Linked DNA regions of Homo sapiens: region 2 is linked to region 1. Evidence: chromatin loops called from intact Hi-C (ENCODE). Cell type or tissue: GM12878. All regions are shown on one strand. Each heading gives the region's core, and the rest is flanking DNA. Links, peaks and the distances in the headings are about the cores only.

The links. Hi-C counts contacts between places; a loop is a spot of excess contacts. Peaks named below come from ENCODE experiments on the same cell type or tissue, not always from the same donor. Only the 100,000 strongest peaks of a DNase experiment are listed, where the experiment ranks them.
Region 2: a loop joins it to region 1, with 5 times the contacts of the local background. A loop is called at or near these places in 2 of 110 quality-filtered maps.

The regions. Positions count from the first base shown.
Region 1 is chr7:121,276,733-121,282,120 of GRCh38, forward strand. All of the region lies in intron 22 of CPED1 (cadherin like and PC-esterase domain containing 1), which reads left to right. Among named protein-coding and RNA genes, the nearest start is that of WNT16, 50 kb to the right of the region's middle. In GM12878, for the core only: no CTCF peak of the experiment used is centred there; a DNase peak (open chromatin) is centred at 2,189; H3K27ac peaks cover 1,593 bases.
Region 2 is chr7:121,178,261-121,183,648 of GRCh38, forward strand. The region is part of intron 16 of CPED1 (cadherin like and PC-esterase domain containing 1); the gene reads left to right. LOC124901735 (a long non-coding RNA gene) reads right to left here. Exons shown (of 3, transcript XR_007060494.1): 3 at 1-2,404. Among named protein-coding and RNA genes, the nearest start is that of WNT16, 150 kb to the right of the region's middle. RefSeq lists enhancers at 731-890, 2,260-2,489. In GM12878, for the core only: no CTCF peak of the experiment used is centred there; a DNase peak (open chromatin) is centred at 2,391; H3K27ac peaks cover 1,019 bases.

The sequences.
Region 1 (5,388 bases), core at 282-5,281:
AGAATAATGTGAACCAAAGTAGCTCTGAAATACCTGATGTTCTCATAATCACAGGCAATCCTGTATATAGTAGAACATAAATCACAAAAGAATATTTGAAAAAAGTAGGTGAGGGCAAGATCATGGTAAGAACTGGATGATCCTGTAGGTGATGGAGACCCACTGAAAGGTTTTCAGGAGAGGAGTGAGATGGTCATGGTTTTGTTTCAAACAGTTAAGACTAATAACAGTGAGCAAGGAAGATTTGAAGAAGAACAAGTTAGAGAAGTTAGGAGATTTTTTTTTTCTAGAAGTCAGGTGAGAGATTGTAAAGTTCCACCCAAACCAGGACAGAGAGTATAAAAGAGAAGTGTAAGTATAAGAGAGAAGTGGACAAAAGCAAGCCTGGTTTTAAAAAATGATATCTATAGATCTTATTTGTGGCATGCAGGAGTGGGAAGAATCAAAGATGACTCCTAACTTGAGTGATGGATTAGGGAGAGAAACTGGCAATTGAGACAAAGAATGACTGAAAAGTCACCTTATTAGGAAAAGATGATGAGTTCAATTTTGAACATGTTGTATTTGAGTTGCCTGTAGGACATCCAGGTGGAGATCTCCAATGGGCAGTTGGATATACAAATATGACACTGGAGGGACTGGTAGGGATGAGAGATGGCACAGGGAGTCATCAGAAAATAGGTTGTAGTTGAAACCATGAAAATAGATCATCCACAGAGCCCAGACTCATTGACATCCTGCGTGAACTGCAGAGTTTTGGTAGAGGTGCAAGTGTATTCTGTGTGGCAGAGAAGATGGCAGGTGGTGACGGCTGCATTGCCTACACGTCATCGACAACCCACCTCTTCTTTCCCATCTTAATCCACTGTGCGATCTCTCAAGGGCTGTAGGCACTTAGCCCTGAATCCTCCTCTGAGACGGCTTTGCCTCCTGCTGTTCCCCCTGAGCGAATTAAATAAGTCTTTGCCCTGTGCCCACTGTATGTGTGAGGTCATGCAGGTTACGTTTTTAACTTCCAAAAAGAAAAGAAAATACGTCATCCAGAGAAAGTGAGTAGAGTGGCTGAGAAAGAAACTCCTGGAAACACCAATATTTAAGCAAAGTCTGGAGAAATAGGAGCATTTGAACTTAGAGCATAAACTAATAGCGGGAAAACTCAAGTAGAAGGTGAAGCCATGGAAAGCCACAGAGTAACCATTTGTGAAAAGGAGAGATGGAGACAGGGTCAGTGTTGTCAAATGTAATAGATAGATCTATTAAGGTGAGGATTCCAAAATAATGTTTTTGGCATGAAGCAGGGGAGTCCTTTCTGATCATCTTAAGAGTGGTTTTGGTAAAATGTCGGGGCAAGAATTAGACTAGAATAGTTGAAGAGGTATAGGAAGTGAGAAAGGGGGCTCATAATAGCTTTCAACAAATAAAAATAAGAAAAGGGTAAAAATATTGGATTTAAAGGAGGAAAGACTTTGGCATGTTTTTAAACAGAGAGGAAATAATCAATACCAAGAGACAGAATAAAAATACAGGACAAAGAAGGACAGTTGGAGAAAGGCCCCTGAGGAGCAGGTTGAGGATTCAGGTAAATAGTGTGTGGGGTGGCAAATGAACAAGGTGGGGAGGAGGGTCTCTCCTTCTCTATCATTTCTTTGCCCTCAGCTATTGCAATATTTTTATCTCAGAGCCTCCAGTGTCAACTACTTGAATCCGTACTTCTTACCCCCCACCAGGAGAATGTTCCTATACTTCACATTCGGTGTTGTCATTTAAAAATCTTTCAATGACCCTGTGCTGAAGATGAGTCACAGATTCCTACACTCCTTTTTTAGAAATGTAGTTTCAAACAGTTCTTTCTGTGTAAAATGATTAGTGCTCATTCAATCATCTGTAAGTGAATTCTATCCTCTGCTACTAGCTGATTAGATTAGAGATCAGTGCCCAGTGAGAATAAATTCACTGGTCATGAGGGAGCCCAGCCTTTTCTGAGATGACTTGATACAAAATCCTGTTTCAAAGGGAGTACCCTATATTGAATGGTTGTAACACCAATTAAATCAAGGTCTCTCTCTTAAGAAGGATAATTAAATGGAGGGTCAACAAACAGTGAAAGTAACTTATGTTGAACTACTATTATGACTCCATAAGGCAGCTATACTACCCAGCCTTTTCAATACTGAAACCTAGAATGTCAGTGTGACTAAAAAAGAGATGCTGACTCATAAACTCCTTCATGTTCTTTGCAATAAACCCCCATGTCAGGGAGTTTATTACTAGCCTTTAAGAACCAAGCTAAGCCAGAGTTTGAACTATTTTGATTACCATTTCCTACATTAAGGTTTAATGTTCTAATTTGGTGAAAACAGGTTTTGTTTTTTGAGAAATACTGAATACACCTCCACCTTATGGGTTCTCAGATAATAATATTAGTATATTAAATAATCCCAAAAGTTCTTACACTAAAGAAGCTGGTTAGCTTAGTGTGACCCAGTTTTTCCCCAGCATTTTTGACCACAGAATGACTTTTCCTTATTTTTTTTATCACAACTATTAACACCCCACTAAACACACTTTGAGAAAATTGGCATAAGGATAAGGTCTAAAAAATCATGCATGAAGTACAGACTAAATGAGGCAGATTGACCACAAGCATTTATCTTCCCTTCCACTTGAAACCCCAAGAAAAATACTTTAAAGACATAAAGCTACTCACTCACTCCCCACCCCCCGCCACAAAGAAAAAACAGAATAACTCATAACAGACAAGAAATCTGAATTCATTTGAATTCATTCTATGAAGTTTGACTTAGCAGGCAAAATAAGGTACAACTGAAAGTGCCGAGAGAAGAGAAATACTAGCTGTGAGTGAGGCATACTTGCTGTTCAGATCCTATGCTGAAAAAGATAAGGCTGAGACACAGGTCAGAAAACAATTGGCTAGAAGTCTATGTGCAAAATTGGTAGACCCCTGAGTTCCTTACCCCAGCCCATACAGTTGGGAATCTATATCATCACATACAATATCTTTTAAAATGGAACTGCAGAAAGTCTGGACTCAGAAACACAAGTATAGTAAAGAATAAATTAATCTAGAGGCTGAAAACAGAAAGATGAAGGTAAAGTTGGCGTGTGAAGGGAGGAGCCCTGAACTTTTCCCTAGACCTCCTAGCATTCCACAGTCAGGCAGAGGGTCCCTCAGACAGGAGGCTGGAGAGCTCTTCTGACATGAAACTGAATGACCCACCGGAAGATCTTCTTTGAAAAGGCCAGAGTGGTGCTGAGCAAATTAATACAGTGAAGTCATCAGTTGGAAATGTTAGTCCCCACACAAATTGTGTAACATTTAGTGCCTTAATCTTAAATAAAATATTTAAGTTCAAGAGCGTTAGATAGAAACAAATACCTGTGTGTTAACGTCCAATAGATTCCAAGACCCAAGATGCACATCTAAATAGAGCAAAAGAGGAATTAGCTTATGCTAAGACTAGTACAGGTCATTCCAATAGTGTAAAAACTCAGCAACATAGATATTCAGCCACTTGGGAAATTGAGTTTAAGACAGGGGAATTTAGTGTCTGGGGAACTGCATGAGACTGTAAGATAGAACCAACAGTTTAATATTAAACTGGTAAACTTCTGGTCTGGAGCTCCTTACAATCAGTCTCCGCACCTCAGAGCAGAATTTGTTCCCAGAGCCAACGCTCAGCGTTGTCCAAGGGCAGGAGTTACAAAGCCTCAGCTGTCAGAGTAAGAAGGGCTGGGGATTAGAGGAAGGGTGGGGGACAGACAATATGCTGACTGCAAATCTGGAAACACCAAAACAAAACAAAACTCATTCCTAAAGAAAGTTTTAGTCTTGCCCCCTAATCCCCAGCATCTTTGACAGATTCAGAAGTTGGATTCCCTTCAATCAAAACACAGTTTATTTCATGTGGCCATAATTAAATATTTGGGGGCAAAGGGATGAAATGAAAGAATTCCCTATTATCTGTCAAAATTGCATGATGTCCTGAAGTGAAATTATGAGTTATAAGGACTAACTTCTAGCTATTGTTTGTCACGTTATTTTTATTCCACTTTTGTGAATTCTTAGGCTACTTTTTCAGCTGGTCATAATTTGGTGACTGGATCTTGGATTGAATGCCATCTGCAGAATGACTACATCCAACAAAAAGTACTTCAACAGTATACATTTGTCTTAAGACTAACACATTTGCCTGGCCAATCTCATGTTTTCCAGCCTCAGAAAGCCATTACCCTGTCTCCTCTTCAGACCCCATCCATGATGAAACATATTTGTAATCAGAGCATCCTCTAATCCAGTATAGGACAATTTTGGAACACTTGCACCATAAAAATTGTTTTCTATTTTATTCTGTGGATCTGGAACCACATCAGAAGTTCTTTGTGGGTTATTCAGGTCAAGATCAATCTTAAGAAAGGTATTTGTTTGTAATCTGCCTGACACCTTTCCAGTTCACCAAGACTTCCCTTTTGTACTGGCTTTTTGGAAATTCAAAGTTATTTTTAGAATCAGCAGTTAATTGATATGGCAATACACACGTTCTGATGATGGTTTATGTGAAATCAATTTTGAGTGTTGAAATTACCTACATTTAATAGTGAAAGTTGCAATGTTAAGTTTGGTTTCATAATTCAAACAATTTTTTGTTCGTTTGGGAAGTCTTATAATTCCCATAGGCCAAATCCAGTCAAGTTGAATTGTGACCATTTGTATGCCTTCTAAAATGTCTCTGTACCCACGTTTTTAATGGTGTAGAGATGTGGAAAGATCTATAATTATAAACTGGCAGATCCCTTACCATATAAGGAAACTATAAAAAAGTAAATGTTATGTCTACAACCCAAAGCACAGAATTTCAATTCTTGCTACACTGAGTCACAGAAAAGTGTGATCATTTAATAGCCTATAAGATCTTATACTTATAAAACTCCATTTAGCTCCAAAATTGTTTTCCTAAATTTCTATAGTCAGTATATTTAAAATATTTGTCTTTGAAACACTGTAATTTTTACTTGAAAGTCTTGAAAGTCTTACATGTAACTTAATCAAATGTGAACATTGCTGTGAGAAAAACCATTTTTCTTATAAGACTTATGGAACAATGCTGATCAAACAGATTGTCATGCAGCATGGAGATAAATTGTCCTTCACTATCTCTTCCTACTTTAAAACGTACTTCAATGTAGCAAATTCACAAAAAGAAAATAAACACAAAAGTAAAGAGGAGTTACTTCAAAGTGGCAAAATAAAAATTGTCCTTTAACACTCATATTTAACATATTACAAACATTTGCCAAATCACACATGTATGTATTATTAACCACATGTAGTAGCTCCTTTCCTCTTAGATATACCTGTCTCTTTTTCAG
Region 2 (5,388 bases), core at 1-5,000, 99 kb before region 1:
TGCCCATCCTGACTTCCTTGAGGAATGGGTATTTAACTAGAAATTAAATTTCTTTTCAGAGAAAGAAAGTTACATTTTACACACCAAGTTTGTGGTCTTTGAAACTTGCACCTATTATACACATGCGTATTTTTGTTGTTGTTCTTGTTGTTGTTATGGTGAAGGGCATTAACTCTGTGCTGTAATGTAGAGGTAAACAGGGAATGGGGGACAGCTTGATGAGAAAGATCCACTTCAAGTACAATTGACGATGAATCATATGAATCTTAAACGTGGACAAAAAAGTTGTGCAGACAGGTGGTAAGGACTGTGCAAGATGTGACAGCCTACACTACAATGGCAAAGTACATGTGTCCCAAATTAAAATTGGAGGAATGGAATGCCAGGAGTGACAGAACCAAAGCAGTCAATCATGATGGAAGCATTTGAACTTAGATGACTGAGGGTGAATGGTGCCTCCAAAAATACACAGGGAAAGCAAGAAGAGCTGACCTTGTAGAGAATATGCTAATGTTCGCAGGACAAGTTGAATTTTTAAGGTACAGGTAGGTCATGTAGCAGGGTTGTCAGGCAACTAAATTGAAACCTGAAGGGGAATGTTGAGACCGGGATTGGAGATGCAGGTGTCAATGGTATAAATGTGATAACTTTGTGAAGCCAGGTGAGACTACCTAAAGAACAGGATGCAGCAAAGAGGTCCAAGGAGACAATCTATATTTAGAAGGTAGGAGAAAGTTTGGAGCCAGCACATACAGCAGAAAAACAAGGTCAGAGATATGGGAGGAGAACAAAGCTGTACCGTGTTTTGGAAACCAAAAGTGAAAGATGTTTCAAAATGGAGTGATCAGTGAAGTCAGGCCCTGAAGGAAAATGATGGGGTATGGGTGTTAGGACTATGAGCCAACCTGTTGGCCTAGTCATTTAGAAGGTTAGAGACCTTAAGATGAACTGTTCCCCTAGAATGGTGAGGGCAGACGCTAGGCTGCAAGCCTAAGAAATTAATAGCTGTGGAATTAGTAGCTGTGGATATAGATATACTCTGTAAGAAGTTTGGCACTGAATGAAATACAGAGTGATGGTTGGAGTAAGTCAAGCAAAGCATGTCAGGAAGTATCCAACTTAACATAGACCTTTATATCCTAGTGTATACATGTAATAAATTTAAAGGGTAGGGAGGATTATTCTGAAGATAAATTTATTCCCCAGACCTTGCTGAAGTACTATCACAATAGTGTGCAGAATGGAACGTTTCTGGCATATTCTTCTAAGCAGAAACAGAAGTTTTTTTCATGTGTCTATACCTTTAAGCCTTTAATTATGAAAATCACTTTATTTTGTTCATATTCTCATTTGATTTTCTATTGTTTACATGAATTGAAATGTGTTCAAATGTTTAAGATTTAGGATGAATAACAGCTCAATGGTAATGACTTATAAACCCAACATAACAGTTTATAGTTAGCTTCTTAGTCAACATGTATTAAAGGTCATTGTTCCTTAGCCTTGCCCCAAAGTAGTAAGGGAAGTAGTACATTTTAATTAGTATAAGACAAAGACAAATAAATTATATTGCTTTGATAGTCTGAAGTTTTGTTAGTAACCATTTAATGTTTTAAATTATTCACAATTTATAATACCTTGCAGTTTTTTAAGGGAAAAAAATGAAACTAACAATGATTGCACTGTGTTCTGTGATACACACTGGGATCTAAAATTTCACATTTAAAGTATAAAACTGATTTACTGTTATGTTTTTCTTTTTATTGTATGACTTTCACAAAGTACACATCATTTGACTATTCTCTCAGTGAATGAGATTGCTTGGATTTTCAGAATCTTGGAATAGTATCACATGGTGGTCCCAAAGACCAGATGATAGGTAGCTTTCTTCCTGACAAATTCCCAACACTTGGGCAAACTGCAAGAGATGTGTGTGATGATTCTTAAAGTGACTCATTATATTTTCATGTGAGTAGATTATCGCACTGCAGGAGAGACAAGTGTTTTCAGCTGATGGCCTATTTTACCTTTTTCCTATGTTTTAAAAGGTAACACACAAATGGATTCCGAAGATTTTAGAAATATATTTTTTCTTGGAAAATATCAACAATGAAATAAAAATAGACTTTTAATGTGGTAGCTAATTTGATTTTCTTTAAAAAAATTCTGAGGCTCTTAGTTTTTCTGCATTATCCTTTGAAGCCAATGGGACAATAATATCCTGAAATAATTATTTTAATACATCATGGAATTCATGACAAAATCTAGAATTACGTGATACATTATCTGTACACTCTTGTCTCCAGGGTTCTCTCAGTGGGTCACACCTTGGCACACACTTTCTGTTCTTCTTTCATATACTATTATTAGCCCGAGATTTTCATGCTCCATCAATTTTTCTTTGCTACACAATGGAGAAGAGAAGAGAGAACAGGAAGAGACTTAAATGCACCCTTTATGACAGGAACAGAACATGATTTTTAGATGATCTACCTATAGGCTTTAAAATTAATACCTCACCTCCAATACTTCCAGCGTAGCCTGAGACATGGAAGGTGGTTACTTTTAAAACTAAAAGTAATGTTCTTAGTTACTTTTAGGACTAATGTGATGATTAGCTGGGACATGTCTTAGCATTCTCTGACAGGATCGGATCAGGGTGGTCAGCCAGGGTTGAAACTGTGACTGTATGACATTTGATTTGGGCTTCATTTCATCTCTAAATGGACTTGAGGCTTTTTCACAAAATAATATTTTAAACTATAATTTTTCCATCATGTTCAAGAAATAGTCAACAGTAAGGGTTCTACTGTACTCAAGGAAACTGTATGAGATGAAGTGTGATGATTCTTAAATGGATTTATTGTGTTTTTGTGTGAGAGATGATCATACTGCAGGAGAAACAATGGTGTTCAGCTGAGCTTGTTTTATATATTTGTAAAAGGTGAATGGTTTCCCCAGTTTGCTTGACATGCAAGTATATTCTTCAGACAGTCTGTAAGGTTTACAAGCATTTCACTCACCATCTAAGAATAAAGAATATTCCACGCAGAGGGAACAATACAAAAAATACCCTGTAACTTGAAGTTTCCAGTAGCTAAAATTTTGAAATATTTACTTATCAGTTGGTAAAGAATGACTGTCCCCAGGAAAATTAAATCATATTAGAATCTCAATTGTTTTTTGGATGGAATTAAAGATATTTGTTTGAAATACATTTCTCAAAAAATATTGCTGTGATCTGTACATAAATACGTTATTGATTTTTAAAGATGTTTAAAAAATTTATATGTCAGCAAGATACCATAAAAATTCCTCTTTAATTTTCTAAGAGATGGTCATCATTTCTTAACCAAAATATCACCTTGACTAATATTAAAAGTTTGCAAATATTGTTGTTTGCATGAATAGATTTCTAACATTTTAGTCAACCTTTAGTAAAATTGTTAAAACCTATATCATCCATAAGTATGAGAAAGGTTCAATTATTAAGTTCCTTTTACAAATAAGAAAAATAAAACAACACAGAGTGGTTGAGTGACTTTCCACAGGTCACACACCTAGTTCCTGGCAAGGCTGGCATATTATTGTCAGATAACTCTAAATCAAGGAATATTAGATGCATATTAATTGGGCATATTGTAGTCTTACAACTTTTAATATGGTTCTGAGTTAGATATTCTTAGAGGAAACTAGTACCTGGAAATTTAAAAGTCACGTTTATTCCAAAATGAACCTGGGAAACTAGGGGGACATTTGTGTCTATATCAGCTGTCACACAAGCTTACTTCCCTCATAAAACTTTTTGTGCCCCAAACCCTTCTAACATGTTGCATATTTCTGTTATTTTAGACAATAAGAATCAATAAAAACCACTATAAAAGCTATGGTAACATTAGAATATGTCAGCCCGTGCTAAATACTTCAATTCGATGAGAGCTTTTTTTTTTTTTTTTAGTTTTAATGATGTTACATTTCCAGAAAAAAATACATATAAAATTCATAGAAATTGTGCCAGAAGAGTTAGTAGACCATGTTAAGGTATTTTTTACTGCATTAAAAACAGACTAGCTCTTAGCAAAATTAAAGAAGTTCACTTAATAGAGACAGTAACTGGTAATAGTAGGAGTGATGTGGCATTTCAGCAACCTGCCTGCCTGCCTTCCTTCCTTTCATTCCTTCCCTTCCTTCCTTCTTTTCTTCCCTTTCTTTCTTTATTTCTTCCTTTCTTTCCTCCTTCTTTGCCTCCCTCTCTTCCTCCCTCCCTTTTTCTCTCCCTCCTATCCCCTTTTCATTTCTCCTTGTTATTATTTGTTCTGTAGTTATTGAATGTCATTATGTTTCTAAGGCTGAGACTTCTATTTTAACTGATGTTCAGTGTAGCTTGAAATGACATGCCACAGAGGAATAATGCTGGTCAGATTGTAAGTTCTATAGTCAGCTACCCAGTCTGGGTTTAGATTCTAGTCCTCCGCTTGCTATTGGGATTACTTTGGGCAAGTTGCTTACCTTGTCTCTGTGATGGAGATCATACTGCCTACTTCACTGTGTCATTGCGAACATTAATTAGATAAGACAAGCTTCTATGTAGCTTGAGGACCACTGTGCCTGGTACATGGAAGGTGTCTGAAATATTAGTTTCCTCCTTTTTTTCCTCACTCCCCTTTATGCTAGCATTTTTTTCTTCAAAAACTTATTCCTATTTATTATCCTGAGTTCCTATCTTTGTCTTTTCAAAGAAAAAAAAAACTCAGTTTTGTTTACAAAGCCTTGCAAAAATGTATGAATCATCCAAGAAACTGCAGTTATTAATAGTTAGATAATTCATAGTAATTATGTGCTGTAGAACCTACAAGCTTTCCCCAAGTGCTGAGTGCTTATCTAAACTCTTTGAGCCTAGAAATCATTGGGCTTATGACAACCCAATGGGCTTTATCCCTGAAGATGTAAAGCTTCCACTCAGTTTAGAAATCCTTTTTCACAACTGTCACCAGGAAATAAAATGACATATGGCAATAAAAATTCAAATTTTAAGTAATATTTGCTTCAAAGTTTTCAAAACATTTGAAATCTAGAGTTGGTGACAGTTGTCAGCCAAGAGATATTTGTTTAATATTAACTTGAACATAGGTTTGAGAATATAAAGGACCCTTGACCTCAAGGGTATCCCAAAGAAAGAGAGGAGGACAGTATATGCTCTCAGAAATTCCAGATGTCCACAGAGTATTTTAGATGACTGACAGTCTTCTGTAAATTCCTTAAGGTACAGATTTTGTTTCCATGTTCTCTCACAGATCTAATAGACCAGGTAATAAGCAGTGGGTAAGTGGATGAATAGCTATAGCAAACTGTTCAAATAAATGTTTAGATTATGTGAAATACCTCAGA